3 separate regions of the Mus musculus genome follow, and all the other regions are linked to region 1. The links are chromatin loops, found by intact Hi-C in ENCODE. Cell type or tissue: left cerebral cortex. All regions are shown on one strand. Links, peaks and the distances in the headings refer to the core of each region. The heading gives the core; the rest is flanking DNA.

Region 1 (10,485 bases), core at 1,760-9,759:
TAAATTTGGGAATAGGTGCTAACTTAAAATACAGGTTCAGACTGTTTTAATTTCTTAGAGACCCCTCTCTATAATATCATGGAGACCTAAGCTTTTCACACAAGACAGACCACATCGGTGGCAAATTCTATAACTCATAACACAGCATCTATGCAGACTCCACTTCTCCATTCCCCTTTGACACTTTTGAGGTATTGATGAAATTACCCAAGTCACATTGTACACAGCACACCTTCAGCTTAAATAAGGAACACCCTTGCTGGTAACAACTTAGTCTGAAATGTGAACAACCCTTGGGCTGTTAACATAGCAACTGGCCATTAATGTGGTAATGACTAATTTCAGAGGAAATTGTTCTTTGAGAAATGAACATGTTGGCGATCAGACCATATCTGAAGGAGTAAGATATATTTATCAATAAGTTAACCGAACTTAAAGCCCAGCAGAAATTAAAAGTTTTATCTCAAAAAGTAACATGTATTTTGTTATTTAAGGAAAGATGACGACTTCGGAAATGGAAACTGTTTCGATAAATTCCCTTGGATGAAGCATTTACTCGAGACGGTCAGACATTAGGTTAACACCCTATTCTATTTGCTATCACAAGGAAGAATAAAATAAAACAAACCCAAGGTTACTTTCTCTGCCAACCACACATTGAAAACCCAAAACTATTTTACCCACAAAAAAAAAAAAAAAAAAAAAAAAAAAAAACAGGTAAACTCAACATTTCTGATTCAGAAAGTATCTGAAGCGATCAAGCCACATTCTTTACATTCTCCTTAATGCTTATTTATTTATTTTACTTATTAAAATACCTACTCCAGCCCGACCTGTATAAACTCCTTGTTTGCAACCGCAAACCTAAATCCACTTGAAATACTAAAATTGTGCATAATATAAGTCAAAAGGAGTCAAAAGGATGTGGGTATTGCTTAGCACAGACAAAGCGAACCTGGGAAGCAACACGTCAGATCATGAAAAGCAAACACAAACGCTTTATCTGGGACCGAGGCACTCATTCACAATGAGCACAGGAGACATTTTTATTTCAAAGAAGGAAAGTTCAAAGACTGCTGAGTTCTGAAAGAATTCGTGTTGTAAGTTAACTCTGATTAGTTTGCCACCATAATGAGGGAAGCCCTGGCTCTTGAGAGTCACCTTCCATTGTTGGCACCTTGCGTGCTTCTGAGCTCTGGGAAGTAGTAACAAGTGCTTATAATTAGCCAGGAGGCTGTAGGCACAAGCCAGAGCAATACTTCCAGGGGAGAGCACAATGTGATAAACCACACTGGCTTCGCCCTTATACAACCACCATTAATCAAAAGACATATATGTATTAGGATAAAAGTCTGACTTTAAGTAGCTGAATTACAGACTAAGAAAAAAAGGGATCAAATTCCCTAAGAACCACATCTCAGAATGGCCAAGATGGTTGGTTAGAGAGTTGCTACCAATTGATAAATTTTGTGTCATAAGGAAAACGATTCAAAATAAATAGCTTAATGTCAGGCTCGAAAAAAATGATTAATTGTATCAAATATGAAAGCCCAAATGATGCCATATATCATTTCTCTAATTTGATAGATCCCACTTTATTAAGATAAGTCATTTGCAGCTAAGTCAAGTCACAAAGTCCCCTGAAAAGAAAATACATTCTCTTCAGGAGCATTTCTGTGTTGACAAAAAGCAGGGAGGCTTTGGACCAACACCAGACTGGCACAGCTATGGCTGCCCACACTGTCGTGGAACTCTCCTGGTGCTTGCACTTTGGAGGGTGGCAATGGTTCCCGTTAACTTTGAGGTAGTTACTTTTCACTCTTCATAACACAACAAGCAAGTCTGAGGCTGTTCAATATTGAAACAGTGACTTGAATATCACTAAGTGGAGAAACAGTCACTCTGTGTGAGGGGTCCAAGGCACTGCAGTAAATATACTAATAAACACAAATTAAGACTTTAGAACTGACTTCCTAGAATGTACGCAAGACAGGAAAGTGAGCTGGATAACCAGACCCCTCAGTTCAACTAAAGTTGAACTTATTTAAAAGTACACAGCTAAAATGATTAGGTAATTACGAAACAGACTCATTTCTCTGCCGATCTCAACCAGTTTCACCTCTTGCTCTCTAAAGAAACAACCTGGATGCTGTTCTTGTCAGAACGTCCCTGGCATTAGCTGCCATTTTCAATGTTAAGTAACGAGTTCTTCAGTCAGAGTACTTAGCTGGACAAGCCAAATTAAAACACTTTAGATGTTTTTTGTTGGCTATCCCTTAAGCAAAAGTTTGCTTGATAAAGGCCAGCATTGTGAAGGCTGGCAGTGTAACATCTTTCAAGAACACCAGTCGGCAGTTACGGAAAGCAAACAAACAAGCCAGAAACATAATTATAAACGTACTGTAAAAGGCAACCAGCCAACACTGGCATGGAAGGGCCAATTCCTACCTCAGATAGTCTCTGCGACAAAGGATAAGGTTAGCCTTCGTGTACAAGGTGGAGCCCACCTCTCCCAAACGGCAGTCGCAGCAGGCACACTTCAGGCAGTCCTCATGCCAGTATTTGTCCAGTGCCTTTAGGAGATACCGGTCCTTGATTTTTCGGTTGCAGCCAGCACAACCTTTTGGCTTGGTGTCTGGCTGAACTGAGAGCATTTGTATGCCTGGGGAAAAGAAACAAGAGAAGAGAGCTGAGATTCCAAGACAGAAGGACAGACAAACAAGTGAAATGATAAAAGGCTACCTTTGCACTCGTCTTTCCTTCTATCCTTCCTTCCTTCCTTCTTTCCTTCCTTCCTTCCTTCCTTCCTTCCTTCCTTCCTTCCTTCCTTCCTTCCTTCCTTCTTTCCTTCCTTCCTTCCTTCTTCCCTCCCTCCCTTCTTCCTTCCTTCCTCCCTCCCTTCTTCCTTCCTCCCTCCCTTCCTTCCTTCCTTCCTTCCTTCCTTCCTTCCTTCCTTCCTTCCTTCCTTCCTTCCTCCCTCCCTCCCTTCTTCCTTCCTTCCTTCCTTCCTTCCTTCCTTCCTTCCTTCCTTCCTTCCTCCCTCCCTCCCTCCCTTCCTCCTTCCTTCCTCCCTTCCTCCTTCCTTCCTTCCTCCCTTCCTCCTTCCTTCCTTCCTTCCTTCCTTCCTTCCTTCCTCCCTCCCTCCCTCCCTTCTTCCTTCCTTCCTCCCTCCCTCCCTTCTTCCTTCCTTCCTCCCTTCCTTCCTTCCTTCTTCCTTTTTGATGGATGTACTATAATCGAGCTATGTTTGAATTTTATAAAAGCCATATGAAAACCATGATGAACTTATTCACAGGAAGCAGTCACAGTGGTAAACTGATGTTGTACATTGGACCTTGACACTGGACAGGGGAAGTTAGCAAGCCTTCAGTTATTTCCATGCAGTCAGTCCCGTTCTCCACACAGAATTGTTCCCCTGGGAAGAGCACCTGAACAAGTGGATGGCACCCTGAGAAGCAAGAGACTGAAACTAACTCAGCTGGCTGATGGGGATCGAAACCGAGCTTTGCCTAACTGAATAAACAATTCACTTAACATGCATTTGAAGGAAGGAGCATGTATCTGTAGGAGAAATTCAGACCCTTTCTTGGAGGTACAAAAGTTTATAGATAAGTGCACAGTACATCTTGCCCAAAGTCTATAAATCCTACAGTGTTTACTTACATCCAAATACTTGCTTCTGTGTCCTTAATATTCCAAAGTATTCATTGTGCTAAAATAGCAAAGTATATCTATTTTCATACACATTAGTCACTGCTTATATTGAAGACTCATCACTTGGTTATATAATATATGCTCTAATATAAAACAAGCATGGGATCATGTGATTTATAGCCACAAACATACACTTATTTTATAAGGGAAGGAAACAATAGAAGACAAAGTCTAAGAAGGTACAAAATTAGGCACTCATCCATAAACAGCTATGCACAGAAGGTGTACATGCACCATACTAAATAAACATTTTTATATTTTAGTGTTGAGCTTTCTTCACAAGCAACTAGTCTGGCTGTCTTCTAAGGCTTTTATAACTTGATTGAAATATTTTCCATTAACTGAATACTCATTTTTTGAGTTTTTTCCTTTATTGTTCCCCAGGTGTCAAACACTCAGTTAAGAAAGAAAGAAAGAAAGAAAGAAAGAAAGAAAGAAAGAAAGAAAGAAAGAAAGAAAGAAAGAAAGAAAAGAAAGGAAGGAAAGGAAGGAAGGAAGGAAGGAAGGAAGGAAGGAAGGAAGGAAGGAAGGAAGGAAGGAAGGAATGCTGGCCAACTTTTAAAGCTTCGTCTTCATCAAATGATGGATTTGAACCACTATAAAGTACTGCAGGCATCATTGTCTCCCCTGTATTACAAATGATAACACAGAGAGCTACAGAGGCAAAGGTGTCCCTTGAAAGCTAAAGCACAGTAAGTAGTGCTGTGCCCCTGACACCAAGTGATCCACCTGTACCCCGAGGGTCACCCCTTAACACTTGGTTTCTTCTCCCGCCTAAAGTTTTAAACTTGGTTGGACAGAGATATACAACAGCAAATATGCCCGTGTTTCAGAGCCTCTCAGAAGGGAGAAGGGAAGCACTGGTGAGCCATATCTCCTCAAGATTCATAAACTCTCTCCTCCCTTCTGATGGCCACCCCTCATTACCTACCCTGAAAGAAAAGAACAAAACAAAGAAAGAAACAAATAAAACCAAACAAAACACCACCAACAAACACCACTGATGAGGAGGAGCCTGCAAGCACACCCACAGCCCAGTCTGTTTTCTAGCTACTCATGGCAGGGGATTAATGTGTACTATTTCTTCTTGAGCTCAGGTAAGAGAATTATTTGTCTGGGAGAGTTGCAGAGGAGGGCATGCAGGGAGGGAAGCAGCGTGGCTGTCCTGTGTGTCTGACACTCGTGGCTGTGGTGTTCCGCGCTGTGGACCATCAGCCAGATTCATGCAGAAGAGCAGGTGGTGGCCCCATAGCCTGGTTTGTGATCCCTTTTCTTTGAAGGAGCTCAGGGCCTAGTGTAGATTAATCATAACCCTTGATAGCTCTGCTAAATCTCACTCTCTAGAACTTCTAACAAATGAAGTTTCTTTGATCAGACTAGTTATCCTTTTCTAGCAAGGTCCCACAAGGCATGAATCCCATTAATTAGGGTGTACAACAGACCCAGGCGCCTCTTAGTCATATACCTAGAAGACGAAGCAGGGTTTTGATTTACTAAAAACAGACAGGATTTCATGTCTGAAAGCATCTAAATGTTTGTTAAGGGTAACTATCCTAATTATCTAAGTTGTTTTTTTTTAAATACATCACTAAGCTAAAAGATTAAAAATTAATTCTTTTTGGTAGTAAGCTAAACACCATTATTTCCCATACTCATGATATTATTAAGTGTAGAGGGTCAGCTATCTTTATTCAAAATTCATTGTAACCAAGACAGCAGTTACCAACATTTGGCACAGAATTACTATCCTTGTCTTCACAAAGTGTTTTTGTTGTGTTGACATTTTAATTTAGCACTCAGAGGCCAATTAATAACTGAAACTCTTACATTCTGTTTGGCCTTGTGCATGAAAGGAGTCTGATATTTTTCTATACTATCCTCATATCTTCTTTTAGAGGCCATATCCCCCCTTTCTCTTGCAAATGGAATCTGTTCTATTCTATGCATTTAGGAAAAAAAAATGTAGGAAAACAACCACTTGGTAGTCACCACATTGCCAGGCACCTAAAAAGCAGAAAGCACTGAGCAGTCTCTGCTCTTGATCCAAAATAGGATGTCTGGGGAGAGTTATGTGTTCGTGGCTAAGAGACACTTCCCAAGTTGCTCATAGCCCATCAGCACCGGTAACTAGTTAGTCTTTAGATTGGCATGCAAATTGTTCTGAGGGAAATTCTTATTGCTTCTGAGACCCTGTCATTCTGAGTTATTTGACAGTTTAAGGGAAATCATAGTTGTTTTTTTTTTTTTATTTTATTTTAAAGACATAAATAATAGCCTGTGCAGTGTGCTGTGCAGAAATAAGTAGAACCATTTCATTTAAACTCTGGTGAGCTTTTAATTGCCTGGATTGCATTGTGAGAAGGCCTGCCGGTTGATTGCATCTATTATGTTCCCTTGTTCTGTGCCATTCATCCGCACAGTCTTAGCTTCAGTAGTTAACACAACAAAGTAACCACAACTCCACAACACATAGGAGCTTAAAAAATAACCAGAATAACGAAAGATGTGCAGTGCTCAGGCACTGTGGGCTTTTTTTTTAAAAAAAAAAAACATGTATGTATTATTTGGACTGATCACGCTGAATGAATGGAGAACATTCCTTCCCCTTTCAGAAGATTTACAGAGCACAATTTGGGAGCCGAGGAAGGGGGCTCCATCCAGAAGGGCTTTTGGAAGAGAGGATGCAAAAATTGGGTCCGCAGGTTTCGCAGCTGGGAGCAATGACATAGATTAAAAGAATTTGGCCAACACAGCCTTCCCACTGCCAAGAGTACCAAACAAAAGATTGTCTCTCCTCCTGCCCATCTTCCTCCCACTCACGCACCTCCCCCCAACCCCCTGTGCTCCCCCAACCCAGATTGCAAAACTGGATTGGGCCTAAAAGCTTGTTTCTCTCTGTTCACTGGCCCAGAGCACCCCTACAGGCTGCAGCCCCCTAAGGGGAAACAGTGTAAATATATGTCCCCAAATCTCTGGTACCGGAGCTGCTTAACTCTGTTCTGCCCCTTCAACTCCCAACCCCCTCCGCGTCCTTCCACCACCCTCCCCTTTTTGAGCAATGGAGCTGGAAACCAATTTGATTCCCTTTTTCTCCAATGCAGCTGCAAGGCTCAGAGATACTGACATTTCCCCACTCTTATCAGTTTAATTACAGTTACCATGGCAGCAAAGTGCTAGTGCTTGGCAAAGGCCAACAAGAGATTTGCAAGACTGGGTTCAATTTTGATGCAGCTCACATGCAAAATAAAAAAAAAAAAATAAGAAACATACATACACTCTAACAAAGAATCTCCTTGCGGAGTTTATGATCCAACCTTTTGTGGCTGTGTCTTTGCAGCCACGCAGGGGTGGTTTTGCAAAGAATGTACCAGGATTTTTGGCACCTAGCGAGATTAATTGGTCGAAAGCAGCAGTCTTTAAAAGCAGCAGCAACAATATTATTTCATATCTTCCTCAGGAGAAGAACGGGCAGTCTGTGGAGCTAGCCACGAGTGCCTAGCGGCCCGAGAAAGTGCCTCTGTGATAGAAGGTAACCTTACCAAAACTTTTCTCTTGTTTCTGCATGAGTTGACTGAGGCGTGCCTGAGTCGCTGCAGCTTCGCATGGAGCACCAAGCCCGGAGGCAGAGAGTAGAAAAGGGAATCACTCGGATCTGGGGCCCAAGCGTGGATCTGGTGAGCAGCATGCAGGGCCCAGGATCCACTATTGTGAAGCCACTTTGGGAGCTGGGGTCTAGTGGCTAGGGAGGCAGGCAGTGGGGGAAGGGACGAGGGAGCGTGTAAAATGATGGCGAATGACAAAGCCACATGCTTCCCTCACTCTGCCTGTAATCCTAAAATCCCAGCGGCCCCTTTTAGCTTCCTAGTAACAAATGGATTTGATTAAACCGTCACACGCAGTGTTAGCATAGCATATCGTGTTCGGTATGAAAAAGATCATAAATCTGACTTGTGTTTCATAACAGCAATCTGAGTAGCCCCGGTTAAAATGTGCTGAATCTCTCTCTCTCTCTCTCTCTCTCTCTCTCTCTCTCTCTCTCTCTCTCTCTCTCTCTCTCTCCCTGTTAAGATGCAGACACTTGGGTACAAGGAACCTATGTCCACTGAACACGACACAGTCACTTTTGCAACACACAGAAGCAGTGTTTTGATATTAAGGTTGCATTGGGAGAAGCAGGGGTGTAGACAAAAACAAGGTTGTAATTTCAACTCTTTCTTGGGGGTGGCAGGCATACATTTCATCAAGCAGGTGTAGAAAGGTCTGGGAAAATACCCAAGACTGATATCACTTCCCTTAGCCTGGTAGCAACACCCCGCCCCCAACCTTTGCAAACTGTCCCAACCCCTCTTCCAGAGTCAGGGTGTGCGAATGTTGCAGCTCCCAATGAACTTTGTCTATTATGCACTAGACTCCTACTTGAGATGTTGCGTCGCGCTGCAGCCGCGCGCTCCACTCTCTTCCTCCGGCATCCACGTCTTCCGCCCCACATCTATTTCATGTCTCATCACAAAAATAATGATGCCTCCCATGATTTAAACAGAACCAAACAAACACAAAACCCTCTCTGCAGACCTGCAGCCCGGTGAAAGTTGCAGTGGTGGTGGGGATGGTTCGGGTGCAGCTTTACTTTATGCCTTCTTGGGAGAGGATGGGGAAGAAGAAGAAAAAAAAGCCACCCAACATCCGCACACGCACGCGCGCACCAGCAGACATACACAGCACAAATAAGCCGACGCGTGAGTACACAACCCCTGACTTACCTTCTCAATTAAGCGATACAGGGGAGGGTGTTCAATGAGCCCAGCGGCTGCTTGGTAGCGCTTCTCCTTGGGAAAGGTCAAAAAGAAACATTGTTTGAAAAAAAAAAAGGAAAAAAAAAAACCGGGGGGTAGAATCTCTCTCTATATATTTTTTTAAGTTTAAAATAATGAGGTCCTCCAGGATCCGCCAAGTACCAGTGTGGACCGCATGCGAGCCACAGGTGTCCTTCTTTTAGGCAACTGCAGTCCGGGGGATGTCTCTCTTGGTCCTGGCTCCTGACAACTTACCCCAGCAGTGTGCGAGGAGCCCGAGCTGAAGGAAGCCCTGGCTCTCAGCCGCAAAATGCAATCCCTTCCCAGCCAGACATAATACAGCCCAAGAAAAGGTCACCCAGTTATTACAGCGCCTCGGAGCCCAGGCAGCGCCTGTCAGATCCACAGTGAAGGCAGCTCCCTTCCGATTTAAGAGTATTTACCTCTCGCCCCCACCCCTCCCTCTTCTCTCTCTTCCTTCTCTCCCTCCCTCTAGCTGGCTCCCTTGCTCGCTAGCTTGCTTGAGCTCTCTCTCTCTCTCTCTCTCTCTCTCTCTCTCTCTCTCTCTCTCTCTCTCTCTCTCTCTCTCTCTCGCTGTGTCTCTGCTGTCTGTTCCGCAGCTCAGTCAAGTACAGCCGCCCTCGGAAAGTGCAAAAGCAGCCACGAGACAGATCCAGGCTTTGTTGCTAATTTCCCAGGGTGAAAATTGACAAGCCTGGGAGTGCAGTCAGCACAACCCATTGCATATGCTACTGACAAACGCTGGGGACATCCCCTCCCACCCATGCCTATCACACAGAGAATGTGACCTCTGCAGGACTGGACTCTGGAAGGACCCTACCTCCAGGACTCGCCCACAAGAAGAACTGCAAAAGAGCTCCAAAGGAGAAGGGTAGGGCTTCCTAAAATAACGGGGGCATTTTGGAATAGGATGGGGACTATGAAAGCAAATTGCCCTCTAAATCTGTTACTGACAGTGCCAGTGGAGGAAGTTAAAATAAAAGCCAAGGAATCAAAGTGCTACCAGGGAACACTGGAAAACTGCACAGCCCTCCTTTTAGTAAATGTCTGGGGGTGTCTGCAGTTTCCAGGGCTATGAATTCTGTTTAGAAACTCTCTGAAGTCCCTGTGCAGAATGCCTTGTCATGTAAACTCAGGCCAGGCAGTGCCACACACCCTTTCCTCTCTCTCGAATGGCCCCAGGAGTCAGACTGTGAACTTGTACCCCATACCAGGTGCTGAACCCAAAGTGGCCACTGAAACACACTTACTACAGATAGGTGAATACTTGACTTTGAAACCTGCTTCAGTGTTAGTCCCCAGGAAGCTGAGCCAGACTTCCAGGACTAAGCCGGTCCCCTGGCCACTTGCCCACCTACACCCTGCCTTCATACACTTATTTTAAGGCCTGGGTACATCCTTTTATTTTTGCCTCTAAATTTTTCCCATTACTCTTAACCTCTTCCCTGCACTCCGATGCTCTATAGGTCACTGGTAGCTTTAAACCATCTCCTTTTTCTAAGTTTTTAAACTTCAGCTATCGCCCACTTTGGTGTCTCTATCAAGGTCCTCTCAGCATCTCTCACAAAGCCTTGTCAAAAGGTTAAGCTTAAAAATAGTGCCAGTTTGAATGACACTGGATGTGATGCTCTCAGTGCCAAGACAGGATCAATTGTTGAACTACCCACCCACCCCAAAAAAACACTACCCACAAAACACCCTTCAAACAATACAGAAAAACTTTGCTACTTCTGTAACATCAATTTTAATATCTATCTATCTATCTATCTATCTATCTATCTATCTATCCGATCTATCAAATTATATATATATATATATATACATATATATATATACACACACACACACACACACACACACACTAAAGCAGTCCCCCTTGAATATTTATGTTAAATTATGCTTCCCTATATCCAAAGTCCTGGCATAGCCGGTCTAATTTATTTTTTAATCCCAACCT
Region 2 (10,485 bases), core at 1,181-9,180, 830 kb after region 1:
GATTTAAACAGAATGCGCACATTGCTTAGGGATATTGTCTTATTGTTATACATATGGAGCGGCTGTTTTCCTGGCATGACTTTGAGGCACACAGGCTGAGATAACATCTTAAGAACCCAAAGTTCTCCTTGGCTCTAATAACTCACTTGGTGGTCTAGGACTCTTGCCTTTGTACAGACTTCTTTCTGAGCAATGCACAGAGTAACCTGTGAGCAAGCAAGAATTCCCACCTGCAAAGAGCTACACAGTTCTCTCAAAGTAATGCATATTGTTTTCAGCCTTGGTCTGGTATTGCCATGAAGGAAGGAAAAACAGCAGGATTAACCTTAACTAGATTTGGTATGTGCTAAATAAGACAAACTGTATCCTATAAGTTGACTTTTAGGCAGAATCCCTTATTTACCATCTTTGCCTATACATAACTAGGGGTGTGTCTTAGTTAGGATTTCTATTGCTACAACAAAACACAATGACCAAAAGGCAAGTTGCAGGGGAGAGGGTTTATTTAGTTTGTATTTTCATATCACTGTTCAGGGCAGTAAGTCAAGCAGGATAAGATCAAGGAGGCAGCAGCTGATGCAAAACATAGAGGGATGCTGCTTACTGGCTTGCTTCTCATGACTTGTTCATCGTCTTATGGAACCCAGGACCATCAGCCCAGGAATGGCACCACCCACAATGAGCTGAGCCCTCCACCAGTTGATGACTATTTGAGAAAATGCCTTACAGCTGCATCTCATCGAGGCATTTCCTCACCTGAGGCTCCTTCTCTGATGACTGGAGTTTAGGTCAAGCTGACAAATAATCCACCAATATAGGGTGCATCTGATTAACATCAGACACATCAGAAATGTCACACTCAGTGAGCAAAGGGTTAAATAATCCCAGATTTTCAATGGAAGTAGAGTCCTCTGTAGTATGCTTATAGCAACCAAAATCCTCTTCTCCCTAAGACCATGAACAAGATGCTTGAGCCCCATAAAAAAAGACTTGAAGAATAATGTGAGCCCTTAAATCCTTTGACTTGTGTGTCACACTATCACCATCATCAGTGTGTTCACTTCTGTCCTGTAGAGGAATTTTAATGAAGCAACATGGCTGCTTTGACAAAGGATCACTTCCTGAGACATTCTAGGTCTCTGTGATCCAGCTGGAATACAGACATGTCCTTAGTACATAACTTTAATCCATAACAATGAAGTTAAGTTTAGTTTGGCAATGTTTGGAAGTGATGTCTAGTTGAGAGGCAGACATGACAAATCAGAGAAAGAGTTGACAGAATGCGTTAGAAATAGGAGATGCATGCCTCTCATGAGAACAGACAGGAAAGAGATGCTCCTTAAGAGAAACCCAAGGAGAAAAAGTGGTGGTGGGAGGGAGTGGTGTGCAGCAGTTTTACAGCTCAGATAGGTTACGGAGGGAACAAGCTAGACAAGAAAGACAAGAAGCCAGAAGATTAGAGCAGACAGCCAGAGTAAACTTGAGGTCAAACATAGCAATTCAGTAAGAAGCTGAGAGAACCCAAAGTAAATCAGTCAGCTTGGAGAGGCGGTTGAGCCAGAAGAGCTGAGTCAAACCAGCCTATGAGAATTCAGGAAGATCTAGAAAGGATTTACTCAGCACCAAGTCTCAGAGGCTGATAACATTGTAGGCCTTGGGTAGCAGACAGAGCCTGAAGGCTGAAGAGTTTGCAGAAGAGTTGGGTTGTACGGAGGATAGAAGTTTCCAGACCTAGGCCTAGGCCTAGGCCTAGGGATAAATAGAACAGAGAAAGAAATGTTCTAGGTACAACCCAAGCCATGTATCCACACAGCTTGGTACAGCTCTCATTTCATCCCCCCATCCGAGGGACCCAACTACATTTACACTAACCTGTGTGACCTCTTCTCTTTGACTTTGCTTCCTTGCTACTTCTCAAACTGGTGACTCGGTGGAACTAAGAATAACCTACTGCTACCATTTTCCCAAGTATTCTCATCCCCAGCTCCCTTTTTGATGTTCTTTCCTGTATCCACAGAAGAGTATATCTCTCACCCTGTGTCACATTTTAAATTCATTTGAGCTACACATGAAGCAGAATTCAGGTGTTTCTTATTCATATAAATCCATATACCATCGAGAAAATTGGAATTTATTCCGATCCCAAGATTCACACATCGCTACATTATAGTGAAGATGTGCTTTCAGATATCACTGGGAAATCTGGACACTTTATTGTGGCTAAATGAACTCCAAGCTTGAGACTTAGAACCAAGGACCCAATATCTCTGAAGTAACCCTCACACTCTGCAGTCTCCTGATTCATTAATGCTTTTATTGAGAATCCTGAAAACCTATTGGAGAATATTTTGAGAGTTTTATAGGGTTTAAAATACGTGACTTTCTCCTAATGTGGTGATTTGTGCAATTAACTTCTCCCAGCCACCAGAAAACCCCACGTGAGCTGCTGCCAGGCAATCTTTACAAGGCAGGGCCTGTGAAGTCAATGCTCTGCTTCCTCTCCGCTGCTTCAGATTGCAAACAAAACACATTACAAGGCCAGCATTAAGGTCCCTGTGTCCATCAGGCCGAGCTGTGTGCTACGATGCTTTTGTGGTTCTGAAGATGCCTCGGTGATGGAAAATTTACCAGTTTAAAAGGATAGAAACTGGAACTGGAGAACTTGCTCAGTGCTTAAGAACACTTGTTGCTGTTAAAGAAAACTGGGGTTCCGTTCCCAGACCCATATGGTGTGGCCCACAATCATCTGTAACTCCAGCTCATGGGGACCTGACACCCTTTCATAACTTCCGAGGGCTCAGCATTCATTATGAACACAAATGCATGCAGATCCAACATGTACGCGTGTAAAACAAAGTCAATAAATCTGTAAAAGAGAAACGAAGCAGCTGCAAAGGGGAAAAATTCGGTCGTCTTTTTCTCAAAAGACTTTAACATTTCTATTTTCATATTTCTTCCGAAGGTTTAGGCTAATTTGAGTTTGGTTTCCATTTCACTGGGTCTGACCACCTATGCTAATTCAAGTTTGCCTTAAGTGGCATAGATATCAAGCGTGGGTCCTGCTGTTTAAGGGCAGTGAGATCTTCATTAAGCACTGAGGGATGTGTGTGTAGAGTAATGAGTACCCGTGTGAGTTCCTGGCCATCAGCAAAATCACTTCTTTCCTCGTGGTGGTGCTGGTATTTTGCATGTCAATTTAAAATCCACTAATCCACTGCTAGTACCTATCTTTCTCTCCCTCTGTGGTGTGTGTGTGTGTGTGTGTGTGTGTGTGTGTTGTGAGTGTGTTTTCTGCTTGGTTCAATTCTCTTAATGAGAACCTTTGAGTTGATGCATTCACATGCTACCTATCCCAAAGTGCAGTTTGAAAGGATTCAAAAGTATCTGTAACAATACATCCAGGCCAGGAAGTGATTGCTACACCAGTCACAATCTGCGAATGGAAACTGTGGAGAGGCGGGCTTACCCTTCCCCCGTCTGAGCAGGTTTGCTCACTAACTGATGCACACACTTAGAAATGTTAAGTTATCTCTACAGCATTCATCCTACAAGTATACTTTAAAACTTAAAATAAAAATAAATGAAAGTAGGTGATATTTGTTTTTCTAGTTAATATAAGAGAAACACAAAGAAAAATTATATCCAGATTTGGCACTTATATTTCCATCTCTAAAACCGTTCCATTGTGATGTTCCATATATCTGTCATATTTATCACTTTCCATAGGAGGTAAGAAGAATGGGTGCTTATGTAGGCTACGAGGGAAAACGTGGTCTTTACCATACGGCAGAAAGATATGGTGTGGATGCAGTATCAGTAGCCAATATTTTACCCTTATCTTTCCAGAGAATGAGGGGACATAGCTCAGCCCGAGTCACCTGCACAGCCCGAGGGCATTCATCAGTTTGATGAGTTAAAGGATTGTCTTGGCTGTGGGGCACAGCCCAGGATGTCCTCAGATCCACAAGCATGCCTGATTAAAGACAGGAAAACAGAACCTTATCTGAGACAAGTCTCGGTGAGTGGTTTTAATTGCCAAGCTGACAAGATCTAGAATCACAAGCCTTTAGACACATTTGTTAGGGATTATCTAGGCTGGATTAGCCTCTGTGCATGACAGTGAGGGGCCATATTTGTAGCTTAAGGTGGACATACATACCTACTATGGCTGGCCCCACTCCCCACTGGGGGATCCTGGAAGGTATTTTAGAAAAAAAAAGCAGACGGAGAGTAAGCATTCATCCTTCACCCCCTGCTTCCTGAAAGCAGACAGGATGTGACCAGCTGTTTCCAGCTCCTGCCTCCTCCCACTGAACAACTTGAACAGTGAGATAAATAGACCCTTTCTACCTTGAGTCTCTCTTGTCACAGCATCATGTGACATCACTAAGAGACCAAGACACATCTTGATTATAACATTTTCATGTTCATCCCGTAGAATTATGCTCACCACGGGTTACTAATTCAAGGCAAAACTACCTAGCTTCTTCAGTGCTTGGATACCAAGGAACACTTCACTGACCCCGGTCTCACTGACCCCGGGGTTTTCTTGTGTGTGTGTGTGTGTGTGTTTGTTTGTTTGTTAATCACAATCTCTGTTGTGCTGAAATATATTCTAAAAAATTCAGTGAGAATCAACTAATCCATTCATCAAACCCTACACATGATATAACACAGCTTCTGCCAGAATATTCACAGGTCACATGCTCAGGGTGCTCTCCACACACATTGCCACACAGATGCTCAGGAGTTTAGCTCTCTTGACGCTACCCAAGTAGGACGGGTTTGTGCCAACCGCCAATTTATACAGGAGTTCGGGAAATGAATTTCAACCATTTACAAAATGTGCTGATTTGCAAAAATAAAACAAAATATTTATTTCATGAAATGAGCTCTGCAGCCCATCCCATTGTTACTCATGAATTTTGTACTTAAAATAAAGAGAAAAAAGGAAGTCCACAGGTGTTTACAACAGTGTTTAGGATAACAACACCAACTTCCACAAATTTTACTTTGTAATGTTTTATGACATGTATTTTATAAATTACTTGAAATGTGTATATGTTAGCGTAATAAAAAGCAGCTATCATTTATTTGTCTTTTCAAATTCACTGACATCTATTTTTTAAGAACTTCATTATATAAAAATAAATTGAAAATAAATACAAACACCCCAAACCAAAATTAACAAGATCCAAAGTCTATACAACTTCATGAACTTACATACAATCAAGATAACTAACATTAAACTTTATTTTCAGTATCTAATTTGTGACATATAGAAATGGAATCCTACTGATATTTTGACATACATCCTATTACACTGAAATAAGCAATTCCTGTTTTGTGTGCCATATAACTTTTCAGTAGTTCTTGACTTTATTTTACTTCCCTGGAGTACTGCTAAAGCCATTGGCATCCATAAAATTGTTCTAGCAACTATCTGTCAAAACAAGTGGTCTTGGCTTGACACTATCATCAAGTCATGAGTATCAGAAAGCCAAGTCCTGAGCTACTGTTGGTTGATAAGGAGTAGTGTTTGTTTTCAGTGTGTGATTTCTTGTTTCTCCTCTGTCTGGAAGTCTGAGGTCTCATCAGAATCCCCAAAGCTGTGTGACCACCCGTGTGTCCTGCTTCACAGAAGAACGCATTCAGGTAACAGTTATTTTAATTGTTCCTTTTCAGAAGGCATTCATTTAAAAACATCTTTTTTTTTTTTTTTTAGTTAGTTTCTCTCCAAAGGCAAGGGCACAAATTGAAATGACAGAACATTCAAGGCTCAACCTCACACAGCCACTTCTGCAACTTTCCAACTTTGGTGCTTTTTACATTGCTGCTGCCACCTAGTGGCGACTCGAAGGCATTCTCTCCTCTTCTTCCAGCGCACTAAACTCGGAGGGGCTTAGCAGGCAGCCTGCAGTCAAACCGGTCCTCTAGGCGCTTTAGCTGTGTTTGAGCCAGAAACACCATGTAACAAGAGAAAGAAAAATAGCTGCTACAGAAATCAATGCTAAGTCCTTCCTCAAAGAGGAGGAGAGAGTCTGATAAACTCTCTTCGAGGGGTGTTTAAGAAAAGTGAAACTCAGCAGCTGTCTTGGCCTTAAAACATGATGAGAGAGCAGGGGCTGCCGGGGTCCCATTGCTGCCTTTCTCAGACTTCTAATCACATTCCACAGTGAGCAGAGAGCATTATGCACCAATGGTACTTACTAGCTAACTGAGCCAACATTGTTGGAAATGGTTAGACAAAACCGAGCAAAATTCTGAAAATTTTTAAGGATAGAATTTCGATTCATTAAATTTCTGAATGAGTACATAGCCATCGCCATGAAGGAAGTGTTAGAAAATGTAGGTCAGAATGAATGCAAGGTCAAAAACCGGACACATTTTAGATGCCACAGAGAGCAGACGGAATATTCTCAGAATTTGATTGTCCCCCACCTTTTTGGTGTGTTTTCGATTGATTGATGGTTGTTACTGTTGTTGGTTGGTTGGTGCTGAAAGATGCTAAAATATCTTTGTTCGCGTTTGTTCAAAGGCTGTCGTCCTCAAAGGAACTGGACGAATGCTTGACTTGTGGAAATAATAAGGTCGACACTTTGTTTCTTTTATTTAATTTCAATTACTTGATTACGACATACCCATGGGTCTGGTGTTTTGTCACAAGACACCTTGGACAAAACTGCAACTGCACTGGAAACATTTTAAAATTTCTGACATCTTGTAGCACATTGGAGGAAAAGCCAAGATGCTCATAAAGCAAAGAATCTCCCAAAATTGTAATCGGGAACAATGTGAGCACCAGGAAGTAGAAGTGTCTTCCAGTTTCAACTCATTACTAATTGACAGCCTGTGGCCAGAATCTACTCTACTAATTGAACAGATTATTTCAAAAGAATGCCTGATGGGCTGCGATGTATGTAGCCAGTCTAATCTGCTGAAGAGAGGGATGATGGCCACAAGTAAGGGGCACTGTAGCTGCTATTATATTTGTAAAATAGAAAAATAAAATTTTCTTTCCTATATCAAGTTATTGTTAGATCTGCTAATTGTTCTATGGATGGGAACTTCTGCTTAAAGAGTCAGAATTGCTCTCCATAGAAATATTTAGAACCTCAGAACCAAAACACAGAGCTGGTTAGAAGAGGAGAGAGAAAGCAATCAGGCGGCTCTCTTATGCTCATAAGGACGTGTGAAGTGTCCAGGGAACATGACTCGGCTCGACATCTTTTTGTGAATGGTGATACGTTATGTGTGGGGTCAGAGGTGTGCTATGGCAGGTAGGGATTGAGGGATGCTGGGAGAATCTGGAAGCTAATTCTGCTTTGGTTGTAGAATATGCACCTCAGTCCCTTGTCCTATGCTCTGAAACCAAACACGCACCAGTGTGGGAGAAAAGGGACCTTGGAGGGGATGTTGTAAGGTCTCCATGGGTTAACGCATTCAGGCTCGCCTGAAGCCAGTCAGAGAAACACAGCCTACCCTGTGTTCTCCAAACAGATGACTATGCGCAAGAGGAAGATATGGGGGTTGCAGGAAGAGAGGGGAAGTCATGGAAGAAGATGAGATAAGAAGCAGAGGAGAGAGAACAGGAAGGGAGGAACAGGAGGACAAGAAAGGGAGATAGGAAAGGGCAGAGGAGAAGAAAGAGGAAGGCAGGGTAAGAAGGGGGTTTGCTCCCTTGGCTTTCTTTGTGATTAAGATGTAATTACCCAGGCTCCAGATTCTGCGGCCAGACCACACATTTTTGGCCTTTTGAAGTTCATTCCTCTAGAACAAAAGCCAAAGTAAACAACCTCTTCTACAAGTTGCCTTTGGTCATGATATTTCGCCAGAGCCACTGAAAAGTCATAAATACAGAAAGCAATGACTCTCAAAGGTCAATGGTGAATTTAAATGATACAGTGATGCTCTGCTGGAAGACAGAGACCGTGATCATCCTGGTATGTATTTGGCAATGTGAGTAGAGAGACTAGTCCATACTCAGTACAATAGCCGCGGGTGTGTTACAGCTACTAAGTACACAGTACAATTGAATCGAATGTGTCAGTTATCAATTCCAACTTTCTTCACTCAAGAACTTAAACTCCTCCTTCCACATGATACAAAATGAGGACACAGCAGTACAGAAAACAGAGAGAGTCTTGTGAGCTCGCTCTCTCGCTCTCTCTCTCTCTCTCTCTCTCTCTCTCTCTCTCTCTCTTGTTTTGGTTTTTGGTTTTTTGGTTTTTCAAGACAGGGTTTCTCAGTATAGCCCTGGCTGTCCTGGAACTCACTTTGTAGACCAGGCAGGCCTCTCTGATCCCTCTCAGATCACCACCTAGGAAGATTGCTAATGATGACCTAGGTGTAGTGTGTAGCACAAATGTCTCCAAGGTTCTGTCTCACAGTGAGAAAATGTAGAGTAACTGTCTGGATGTGTACGGGTCTCAGTAGGACAGAGGGTGGACTGCTTGCTTGGAACATAGGGAGTTACTGAGAAGCGGTGATTCTTATGGAATTAATCCATCACCAAGCAAATACAGCCTTGCTCCTAAGCAGATCAAACTGAGCTGGTGCAGAGTGGAAAAGCCTCAGATATGCTCATGGGCTCTGCGTACCTGTGGTCCATTGCGGAGCACACCTATTGTAGCTATTCAATGATAATTGGCAGGGGGTCTTGTGATGGGAAACTGATTTATCCTATGAACGACAGATGTCTGAATATCCTGCTTACTTTGCTTTGGGTTGTTTTTTTGCTACAAGAATTTGATCCAGTGGGGGGTGGGGGTGTGGAGGTTGCAGGGGGTGGGGGTGGAGAAGGGAACTGAGGCTCTGGCTTTAGGTCAGACAGCGAAGGTTAGAAATTAACACTCGCTCCCTGTTACAGAACAATTGCAAGGGGTGTGGGGCCATGTTGCTTTCTGCAGATTTTGACATTGTTTAAGCAAGTAGATTTTGACATGTTTAAGCAAGCATTAAAATACTCTTGAGTACAAGTTAGGAAAAAAAAAAATCAACACGCATGTACAGTGTTACTAAGTAATGAAACAGCAGAGCTCCAAAGCTGTTGTTATTCAAATGTGTGTCTGAAGACACAAGCAAGGTACAGAGCCTGTCAGTCAGATGTGTGATCACACTTCCCATGCAGCTAAGCGCTGTGAATAGATAACTGATTTTGTTGTGTGTGGGGTTTTTTTTTTCCACAAGTCATATAGTAAATAGATAGAACTAAAAAAGTCAAATATTAATAACCAAGAAGTACAGATCCTTAAATCCCCCTCTCCCCAACCAGCAAAACCCACAGAAATTTACACTGACCAAAGTAAATAGAAAATAAAAGTCAAGCCACTTAAGCAGTTGACATTTAGGGATAAAGCCAAGCACTTATTTTTCCTGTCTTCAAATCACCAGTATTATAACATTAACAGAAAAATGAATGATATTCTAGACATGGTGTAAAAACTACAGATAAGATCCAGAGAGTGATAATTTAATTAATTCTTGCTAGTAATTAACACACTTTCCGTTCCACTTTGGCAAAAGACTATCAATTTCCTTAGTATGCTATAACAGCCTTTGGTTTTGTTTCTCTAAATTATTAAAAAAAAAAGAAAATTAAATAAATTAGAGGAAAAATAACCTATAAGAATGGTCACATTAAGTATAAACAAAGTTAATTTCAAAATGTACTTGCTGTTTAGAGTAAGCAGAGCTGTCTAGAATATGGAATATGTAATTCACTCAATTTATTATTCTATGTTTCCTGGTATACAGCCTCTGGGAATGTGTATTTGCAAATGCACTCTCTTGAGACATGACTAATTGGTGATAAGTATGTTTGGACATAGTAGTAAGTTATCATAGTATTGATCAAAATGGTCATTTTATGGTGAGTCACATGATGATAAAATACATGGTAATTATTGATTTTAAGTTTTTAAGATGTATTTCCATTATTTTTCATATATGTGTGTATGAGACTGCATGTGTTTATGCACTTATGTGCAGATACCCCACAGAGGCACAAAGAGGACATAGGATTCCCAAAATAATAGGCAGTTGAGCTGCTGAGTGTAGGTGCTGGGAGTTCAACTCATAACTATTTAAGAACTGTGTCATGGTTGGTTCCTGCCAATTTGGCACAAGCTGGAGTCAAATAAGAAGTAACCTCAGTTAAGAGGATGCTTCCAACAGCTTGTCCTGAAGGTAAGCATGTGTGACTTTTTTTTTTTTTTTTTTTTAGTTAATGATTGATGCTATAGGGCACAGGTAATTGTGTTTCACAACCTAGGCTGACTGTCCTGGTATTATAAGAAGAAAGGTCCAGCAAACTATAAAGAGAAATCTATTAAGCAGAGTTCCACCAGGGCCTTGGCTTCATATCCTGCGCCCTACTCCCAGTACATTGCTAGACTTCCTGTCCTGATTTCCATCACTGTGAGCCATAAACTGTGAATCATATAAATGCTTTCTCCCAAGTTTCTTTTGGTCATGGTGTTTATC
Region 3 (10,485 bases), core at 1,698-9,697, 260 kb before region 1:
AGGTGCTAGAACCTTTGGGAAGAGGGCGCTAGTGGAGGAATGTAAGTTTTTGTGGGTATCCCTTGAAGAGAATATTTGGACCCTAACCCCTGTCTCCCTTCTTTCCTGATACTGTGATGTGCACAGAGGAGACTTCCTAGGTCTTGATGACCAGAAAACCAGTATCTTATCTGTGTTTGGTTGTCTAGTCATCTGGCAAAGTATAATTGAACAACTTCTGGGCCCTGTCATTAGAGAAACCTCTAAAACTCCAAAGAACTACTAAGAACTACAGCCATGATCAAACATTCTCCTGATTCTATATCTAGAAGTTTCTCTAGGCAGCAAGCAGAAGAGGAGTTTCTGGCCCCCTCTTGCACCCAGGGGACCAGTCCTAGGGGGTCTTGTTTTGCTTCTGTGAGCAATTCATCCAAGGGCTCTACTTTATAATTAATAATTTAATAAGTGTTTTTGGGGGATGTTGCATAGCTGTATCACACTGACTTTTAGCCCCTTGCCTTGGGAGTCTCCAACAATCCATTTAGAAAGAGCAACACAAAAAAATCCTCTGATCATCTCCCCCCTGCCTGCCTGAAATGTCAGCCCTGTGGGACATTGATAGGTGTTCCTGCTATGAGGAAAAGCATTACTGCTGCCCGTGTGCCTTTCAGGGTCCTTGATTCACTGTAAATCCCATGTAAACTGTTGGATTTGACAAGGAGGAGTTGTTGAAGGCAGACTACTGGGAAGGGTCGATGTTGGGTTGAAGTTGGCACCAATCTCTCATCTGTGGCAGCTCAAGTGGAAGACGGTGGATGAGCTATAGGACCCGTGAGCCTCCTCAGTCAGCAAATGCAGGCCCCGAGTCACATTTAATTCAGAAAACCCTGACAGCCCTGCATAAAGTGTGAGCTGTAAAAATGGAGAGATTGAGACTGTGTGTGTGTGAGCGAGTGAGCCATTATTCCAGTTCACTGGACTTTAGGAAAATACAAAACAGGACAATACAGACTCTGGAACATCACCAAGAGACTGACAATAGTGACTTTGGGAAAATATTCCTGGCATATTTATTCCAAGGCCACATGATTTTAATGATTAAAAGTTAAGAGGAAAATTAACGCAGAGTATGAAGATGCCTAAAATTCTACATCATTAAGCTTAAACTGTACACATCTCCATCTGTATATGAACAAGATAAACCACCTGCAGTTAAGAAAACTGTTGGGCTGGCGAGATGGCTCAGCAGGTTTAGGCACCTTCCAGTACGGCTGATGGCCTGAGCCCACTCCCTGGAACTCATGTAATAAGAGGAGAAAACAGACTCCAGGTTTTCCTGTGACTGCCACACATGCACACAAGTGTCAAACATGGACATACACACATACACACACAACAAATATTAAAAACTCTAAATAAGAAAAGTATTAAGACCAGGAAGTGGTAGCACACATCTTTAATCCCAGCACTTGGGAGATTGAAATAGGTCGATCTCTGTGAGTTTGGGGCTAATCTGATTTACAGAGTGAGTTCTAGGACAGGAACTATATAGAGAAATTCTGTCTTGAAAAATCAAACATCCACTCCCACCAAACATTAATTATTGAAATAGTTTGGAATGTGAATAGAATTGTGCCTTTATGTCAGTCATGGTCCTGAGACTTTATTGAGCCTAAGATATTGTCAAGGTGTTTGACTGCTTTTTGAGCCCTATCTCTAACTCTAAACGTATTGGCACATGACCTGCTGTGTTAGTGGTAGATTGGTACACAGCAGTGGCTTTCACCAAGGCCTCTGTAGGGTTGAGGGGCCTTGGATGAATCAGCTCCTGTGTCATTTATAAGTTACTTGTCAGGAACTTTTGGATGTCAGGGCACATCCACATTTTGGGAATCAGTTAAAGCCAAAATGAGCTGATCCAGAAAGATCTCAAGAAAAAGTCCTGGAGCCAATTCAGTGCTACATTGTATTTCATCCTCCATGACAGAGCTTGGTAAACTCTGGCTTCTGGGCTAAATCTAGCTATTGATGGCATTTGGAAACAGAGTGTTCTTGGAGCACAGCTATGTTTACTTGTTTTAGTATTTTCTCAAACTACTTTTTTGCCATAGTGGCAGAATGAAGTAAACTTCTGTAACAGAAAACTCCACAGGACACAAAACAGGCATATTTATTATCTGATCATTCATAGAACAAGTTTACCCAGTTGTCTGGCCTAGACATCATCATGTCCATGACAAAGAAACAAGGGAGGAAACAGAATCCTATGGTTGCCTTCCAGGAAAACATCTGTTCATCATACAGATAGACAAAGCAAGTCACATGCCAGACAATTGACCTTAGAATCAAAGTGCTGAAACTCAAATCCCCAAGTGAGAGCAACCTCAGCATCACAAGACACAGGGTAGGTATGCATGGAGGAATGATTGACAGGAAAAATCGTTCCCGCCCACTCTGTGTGGGTTACAATGCCATGATGAAGTTCAACCCAGACATAGTAGGAGCACTATCTAAATTTAAAACTTCATGCTCTGAAAGCAGCCTTTGCTCTAATGTGTCAGTCGTCATTTTGTCAGATTAGCTGTAACCCATGGTAGGCTCAATGTGATAACAATGGTTACAACTAAGCTTGAAAAATGTGAGCATATGAATTTGGCCTTCTCCCTCTCATTTGCAGCATGTCGCCTTAGGAAGACAGATGGGATAAGAACAAATATTTGGATAGCCTTATCGCCTCTATAACCAAGTTGGTCCCCAAACTGTGCCCCCGTCTGTTCTCTTGAAATTATAATCTACACCCTGCTCCCAAACCAAGCACTTCATAAAATTTAATGCTCTTTACTATTGGTATAGTTATTGTAGATCAGAGAACGTTACTCACCTAAATGTGACTGACCATGTTGGTGTTTGCTGAAATGGTAGTTCATGACTTATATTAACCATGAAAACAAATGCTACATTAAATTTCTGTGTTATTCAATCTACAAGCATAATAGCTAATGGGAGAGCACCTTTTCCTGGATACCTTGTCCTTTGTAACATCGTATTTAGAGGTTGGATCCAAGAATTTATTCTAATGATGTCTTCCTCACCAACCAACCTTAATGCCAGATGAGGCTCCCTCAATCTCTTTTCAGTATTTCACATTTAAAATGAAGACAGTGAAGTAGATGATTGAAAGAATCTACGACTGAAAACACTATTTGTTCTGGAGGCAGGTGTTCTACTCATTTCTAGTGACAGACTGTGAGCACCAACATGCGGGAGTAATTATGGTAGAAAGCCCATAACCTCATTAACAGGGTCAAAGACAATTGGTGAGCTAAAGAGCATTTTGTGGGTTTCATGTCTTAGAATAATAATAATAATGCTTAAATTAATTTTCTCTGAGTCACTAATGTCATGTCACTAAAACAACATGAACACTCCCAAACATTAAATAAATATTGAGTTCTCCCCATTTTAAGATTTACTCTTATTGTTTTTCTTCAAATGGGAGTATACTATCACTTGACTAGGCCAATCACTGATAGGTAGTAGTGTTGGGATGGGACAGCCAGAATGGCCAGAAGTAAATTACTTGCTCTATTCATTCTGGGTTCCTAAAATCATGATCCTGAGAATTAGAGTCCTCTAGGCCAAAATCTCAAGACACATAATAGAAGGAAATGCTTAATTCTTCATGAAACTACTAATAATCTCCCATGTGATGTATGTCTTGTGTACATCACTGAAGAGATGGAATTAGATACATTTGTAAAGAAGTCAAAAGAGACCATTGAAATAACTGAAATCAAACTGTAATGGGGTCCTCTGGAGGAAACCAATTCATGATATTCTGTTGGTTAAATCTGCCCTGGCATGCTTTGGTAGAGACCACATGGTAAAAAGGTATTTCACTAATGAACATTTGTAAGCAGTTTAGTGTCTGAGGGCATTAACAATGAACCAAGATTAGGCAGAGTTATATCCATAGAATTAAAGTTTCCATTTTATTATCAGTAGATATAAATTGAGAATGAGAGAGAGAGAGAGAGAGAGAGAGAGAGAGAGAGAGAGAGAGAGGAAGAAGAGAAGAGAGGGAAGAATGAGCGTAGAAGGAGGAGGAAGAAGAGAAAAGGAAGAGGAAAAAGAGGAAGAGGAGGAAGAAGAAGAAGGAGAAGGAGAAGAAAGAAGAGGAGGAGGAGGAGGAGGAGGAGGAAGAAGATGAGGAGGAGGAGAAGGAGGCAGATTAACTACTTCCAGGGCAGCTTCATCTACACAGTGAGTTTCAAGGTAGCCAGGCGTATAAAATGAGTGAGACAGAGTCTTGATAAAATAAAAGAGAAAGAAAGAATGCAAGGAGAGAAGAAAGGAAGGGGGGGCAGCATTATTATCGTTACACTTAGAAGCACACCGTGCCATTGTAGCCATTAGTCCTTTTGTTTTCTGGGTCCATTTGTGACACACTGCTTTTGTGACACACTGTTTTCTGTCTCTTGACTCGTAAAGTCTGAAATGTTTATTTGGGCTTTTTACAACACATGTCGACCTATGACCCTCACAATTCCCTTAAGACACTAATAGGATAGTGAGTTTTCTAGTTATTTGGCACCTACTAACTTGCCCTAAGATTTAATCAAAGCAATTACAGTAATAGAAAAGACCCTGCACCCCCAAAATAAGAGTGACTTCAAGTATAGAACTTGAAGCCATTTATTTTATGACCTTGCAAAGTGGGGCATGTATCTAGGGTAAAGGAAAGAATCGCTATTGTGATAATTTAGGGGGAAATGTGATTTTCATAGTTCCTGTTCTTGAGGAATTCTGCTCTCTTTCTGCCACATTGTGTTCTTCAGGGAGTTACAGTCTCTCTTGCTTGACTACCATAGTCTCCGTTCCAAATTTCTCATCCAACTGCACTTGAGATCTCCCCTTGTTCCTGGTATGTGGCCTCAGTCACATAACAAAGTGCCTCTAAATTTTCAGCTATAATGAAATGAAAGCACTCAGGCAAGAAGCTACCAGCTACTAGCTAGGAACGACAGAGGCCTAGGGATTCCTGTTTATCTGTAGTACTTTGATGAGTGCTAAATGTATACTGTACTAAAAATGGATCTTCAGGGCCAGTGAGATAACTCAGTTTTTAAAGCCGCTTGCCACCAAAATTTGACTGTATGATTTTCTGTGCTACTAAAAATAAACACGTTATTTATATATACATTTTCCTCTATTTTAACTCAAATTATTTGTTTCTGTTCTATATCATACATTATGTAGTGTGGAAAGATGTTAGACTATGTCATGATGCCTAAGCATTTGTCTAATTTTTTTAAAAAGAGAGAGAGAGATTCCAGGCAGGGGAGATGAGATGGTTCAAAGTGTTTGCATAAATGTTATCCCTTACAACACACATTTCAACAAATCTGGGTATGGTGGTGCACACTTGTAGTCCAAGCACTGGGGAGGTGGAAACAGGCAGATCCCTGGGACTCAGTAGTCAGCCAGCCTAGCCTACTTGACAAGCATTGGGCCAACAAATAAAACCATTGCTTCCTTGGGAATGGGATCCAAGGTTGTCCTGTAGTGTGTGCGTGTACACACACACACACACACACACACACACACACACGCACGCACACACTCACACACACACACACACTCACACACGCACACAAGCACACATGCACACAAGCACACACAAGCACACACAAGCACACACACATAAGCAATGAGACACCATTTACTTTCTTCATGGCCATGGGTTTCTCACCAGTGTCTGAACTTTGGTTTGCTCCCCCTGGTGGTTGAGTTTTCATGCCAGGATGCGGTTCCTCTGATGGAAGCTGAAGTTTCAGTTAATGCCGTCCTTTTGCTCATAGTAAATATGTAGAAATCATGACACCTCCCATGGAAAGCAATCAAATCACACCTTTTTCATAAATGATAGTTTAAAGTACTAACGTTCGATCACATCCTATGGCAGGTCTTAATGTCAACAGAACAGAGCACACTAGGACGAAATGACACCAAGCAGGTGCTCAGAAAGAGCTTACACTATCTACAACTAATTTAAGACTGGCCCATAATGATGGTCTTATGCCTGTCACGTTCAATGCAGTCATTGTGATGACGTCAGAAAACCTGGGCCTAGTTTCTTTGATGAGTTTATCTTACTGCTTTTTAAAGGAAACGTGATATGTGATTCCATTTGGGGCCTCAGGTCTTCTCACAGCTCTGCCACAGAAACAGGTTCTGAATCCATTAATTCAACAACCCACCCCAGATTCCTCTACTCAAAACAAAGTCAGTAACCATTACAGCTAGAATTCGGATCAGAGTCTGAGATGGAGTTCTAAGTAGAAAAAAAAATGACATGATTGCTGCTTTTAGGGACTTATCCCAGAATGAAATACTGGAAAAACTATGAAAATGATTGCAAATAATATTTATTAGGGTGCCATTTACTGAAGCAAAGCACTGCAACTCTTTAAAATATTCTCAGGACAGAAATCTGAGGACGTGCACATTGTATTATTATGAGACCATAACAAGGAGAAGACTTTGTCTATGCTAGTATCTCTACAATGAAGTTATTATTAAGGATACAAGATGATCCTGATGCATGTGTGTGTGCATGCTTACATTAGGGACGAGAAACAAAGTGAGTTCTTAATGTCCCCTTTGGGAGCTATGACTTTCTGAAGTTACATAGTAATTAAATAGTGTTACATAGTAATTAACTACAATACAGATAGCCTTTCATATACAACCAGGAAAGTTAAAGAAAGAAGACTTCATTGAGAGCACTGCTGGTGACATAATGACCATCAAGAACCTGTCCCAGGTGACTTTAAAATAACACGTTTCATTTGGAAAACAACAACATAATAGGAAGAATATCAACAACAGTTGAGGCAAAATCATTTTGAGACTAGAATATGTAATGTAGACTAAAAGAAAAAAGTAATTAAACTAGAGTTACTAAAATCAGAATTTGAGGCAGGGCATAAATGGGTTATAGAAGTGGACTTGAATAGGTAAAATAAAAGGAATCAAAATTCCTAAGTTTGACATTAGTCTGAACTGATGTGCTTGTGTGTGTGTGTGCATGTGTGTGTGTGTGTGAGTGTGTGTGTGTGAGTGTGTGAGAGTGGTAGTGGTGTGTGCTGTGTGTCTGTGGTATGTGTATGTGTGAGATAGTGTGTGTGTCTAAGTGGTAGTCATGTGCATTATGTGTGTGTGAGTGTGTGTGTGTGTAGTATGTCTGTCTGTGTGTCTTTGTGTCTGTGTTGTGTGTGTGTGTGAGTGTGTGAGAGTGGTAGTGGTGTGTGCTGTGTGTGTGTGGTGGTAGTGTATTTACCTCCTAGAAAGAGCTAGGAAAAAAATATGAAAATGATTGCAAATAATATTTATTGGGGTGCCATTTACTGCAGCAAAGAACTGCAACTCTTTAAAATATTTTCAGAACAGAAATCTGAGGAACATAAAATATATAGGCTCCATGCCAATAAACTGTCATATGACGAAGACCTTAAAACATTATATATATGGTTATCTATATAATATGTGTTATACATGCATGTTATATATGTATGTAGAAACACATATATACACTATATATGCACATACCTACAATTACACACATATACATATATAGCTATGTATCTAGACATCTAAAAAGATACACAGACTTTTTTGAAGACTGTTGGAGATCTTAACTTTTTTGAAAACCCTCCAAGAATCTATCCTACTTTTCCTATATAAACTACACCCCAACTTGACCAATAGCTGTTGAGAGGGAAATGTTTCTTTTTAGAAGCAAAGCAGCTAATAATTGAAGAAATAATTTATCTTTTCAACACCTAATGAGGTAATGGATTTAAGCAAAGATTATCAATGGCTGTTAACATAAGACAGCCAGAAGTTATTTATTCCGGAGAGACTCACACAATATCATCCATAAAACTATGTGGATAAAAGGCCAGGAAAACTCTCCCGAAGTCTCTAATTGTTTTATTTAACTTTTTATTGATTCTATGTGAATTTCACATCGTGCTTCCCAATCCCACTCATTTCCCTGTCTCTTTGTAACCTCCCTACCCCCACCCCCCCAAAAAAGAAAAAAAATCATTGTGGAAGCTGTAGTATATCAGTGTGTCCCACAGTATACCATTTCACCCACTTCTCTGCTTGCAAATGTTCATTGGGACAAGTCACTGATCTGGTTTGAGACCTCTAGGTTCTGCTACTCTATCAATAGCAGACCCTCACTGGGACCTCTCAGACATCTTGTTGTTTCCCTAGGTCATGGAGGTCCTGCAACTTTGGATCTGTGCCTACCAGAGCAGAGCTGCTCAAGTAAGGTAGGGTCTGCTCTCCGGAGTGCTGCAGCAGTCCAGGGTTTGGACCAGATCTCCTGCTCTCATGAACAGCTCTCTCACCTGCCCCACCCTGCCTCCATCCCCTGACATCAGGACCAGCTCTACTATGCTGCACAAGTGCAGGTCCCACTCTGAGTGCTGCAAAAGGTGAGGAGAAGGGACAGCTCTCCTGCTCTCCAGATCCCCTGTGGTCAGCTTTCTTGACTGCTGCAGGTGGGTAGTGGCAAGAGGAGTGGCATGATTCTCTCCCTCACCTTCCCTCTGTATCCACACAGCAGATGAGTACAGGGCTACCTCTCCCATGCACGCTCACACTCTCAGACTGGCTCATCTTCAACCCCTACAACCAGGGCCAGCTCGGCTGTGTGTGCTAGGCTAGGTGCAGCCTGCTTTCCTCAGAACTGCACCTGGGGAGGAGCAGATGGCTCTCCTGCTTGCACACCTTTGGCACCAGATCTCCCATGATGCCCAGTCTAGGGGTGGTGCCAGTTCTGCACAGCTCTCAAACATCAACATGGTGGTACCCCAGACCAGGGATGTCTGCCTGGATCTTGGTGGTAACATGCTGCTGCAGGGCCATCTAGACATGTTCCTGTGTAGCAGCATGGGCAAGGACCTCGCCATGCTCCCAGGTGACAACATCAGCTACTCACATCCAGCTGTTCCTCACCAACCTCCATTTTCCTGTTCTTTCTCTCTTCATTGTGCACACACCCTTCTGATTCTCTTTCTCTTTTATCTCTCCACCCCTTACTTGTTCATTTTAGTGTCCCGTGGGACTTGTGGATGTCTGAGGTCATCTCAGGAGTGCTGTGCCCCGCCCCTGCCAGATGGCGCAGGGCAGAGGTCATATCTGACTTGCTCCCTGCCTGGTTCTCGGGCACCAGACTGGTGGTTGTCTGCTGAAGTCTCTAATTTTGAATGTGAGATTTATAGGAGATCCAAGTGGGGCAAAGTGCCATGAAGTCAAAGAAGATCAGACCGAGAAAAACTGCCCAGGAAAGGAGTTCAAGTCTTCAAGGAAAGATTGTGGAGAGAAGACAGGGAGAGAGAGGGGTGTACAGAAAAAATCCTCTAGAGGAAAAAAATGAGACAAAGTATGAATATTCTTTGAATTCTAATTCCAAAACAAAACTATGAAAATTCATGAACTGGTATTGAAAATTTGATATTAATTACTTCAGTATTTTATGTAAGTGTAGGAGAGGTGTGCATGCCTGTGCACAAGAAGGAACCAAGTTTCCTCTGTCACTCTCTGTCTGTGCCTTTGAGGCAGGGTTTCTCTCTCTCTCTCTCTCTCTCTCTCTCTCTCTCTCTCTCTCTCTCTCTCAATCTCTTTCTCTTCCTACACTCTATGAGGCTGCGGACAGCAAGCACTAACAATCCTCCTGTTTCTACCCCTTTCAAAACTGGGGTCATAGACACAAGAAAGATGTTTGGCTTGTTACCCAGCATGCAGAAAGCTAAGCCATCTCTCTAGCACCTGATTTTGTTTGTTAGGCAATGTCTCAAGTAACTCAGGGTGAACTTATACTGTGGCTACAGCCAATGCTGACCTTGAACTCATAATCCTCCTGCCTCCACCAACTGAGTATAGGCCAGCACCACAACTGGTTAATGTGGTCTTGACAGTTTACCCCAGTGCTTCCAGCTGAGCACCTCCATAGCACAACTGACCTATATCCTAAGCTGCAGGAGGTCTAACTTTACAAGGTTCCCTGGAATGCTTAGAGCTCATTTAAGGTATGAGCACCCTAGAACCGAGTCTGAGCGTTAAGGCAGTGAGGATGTGCATGGGTTCTTCCTTGCTGACCCTGAGTGATCTGCACAGGGAGAAAAGTCTCCTCCTCTTCTTCCTCCTGCTCCTCCTCCTCCTCCGTTTGCTTCTTATTGATTGGATATTTTCTTTATTTACATTTCAAATGTTTTCCCCTTTCCAGGTCTCCTCTTCGGGATGCTCCTACCCCATCCCTCCTCCCCCTGCCTCTGTGAGGGTGCTCTCCCCCACTCTCCCTCTCCCATCCTCCCATCCTGACATTCCCCTACACAGGGGGATAGAAATACCTCAGGCCCAAGGACCTCTCCTCCCACTGACGACCAACGAGACCCTCCTCTACCACATATTTGGCCAGCGCCATGGTTT

Evidence for each region. Peaks named below come from ENCODE experiments on the same cell type or tissue, not always from the same donor. Only the 100,000 strongest peaks of a DNase experiment are listed, where the experiment ranks them.
Region 2: a loop joins it to region 1, with 2.3 times the contacts of the local background. A loop is called at or near these places in 2 of 42 quality-filtered maps.
Region 3: a loop joins it to region 1, with 2.1 times the contacts of the local background. A loop is called at or near these places in 3 of 42 quality-filtered maps.

The regions. Positions count from the first base shown.
Region 1 is chr6:138,413,967-138,424,451 of GRCm38, forward strand. Lmo3 (LIM domain only 3) reads right to left here and starts at 9,064. Exons shown (of 4, transcript NM_001356306.1): 1 at 8,475-9,064; 2 at 2,449-2,662. The coding sequence starts at 2,654. A830011K09Rik (RIKEN cDNA A830011K09 gene) reads left to right here and starts at 9,139. Exons shown (of 4, transcript NR_126073.1): 1 at 9,139-9,399. In left cerebral cortex, for the core only: no CTCF peak of the experiment used is centred there; DNase peaks (open chromatin) are centred at 1,829, 2,577, 3,588, 4,930 and 6 more places; H3K4me3 peaks cover 4,811 bases; H3K27ac peaks cover 6,174 bases.
Region 2 is chr6:139,243,209-139,253,693 of GRCm38, forward strand. No RefSeq gene overlaps it. Among named protein-coding and RNA genes, the nearest start is that of 4922502N22Rik, 74 kb to the right of the region's middle. In left cerebral cortex, for the core only: a CTCF peak has its summit at 5,857 (motif pointing left); a DNase peak (open chromatin) is centred at 5,859; H3K4me3 peaks cover 265 bases.
Region 3 is chr6:138,158,365-138,168,849 of GRCm38, forward strand. It overlaps Gm30213 (a long non-coding RNA gene), which reads left to right and starts at 8,191. Exons shown (of 5, transcript XR_869528.3): 1 at 8,191-8,489. In left cerebral cortex, for the core only: a CTCF peak has its summit at 5,775 (motif pointing left); a DNase peak (open chromatin) is centred at 5,765.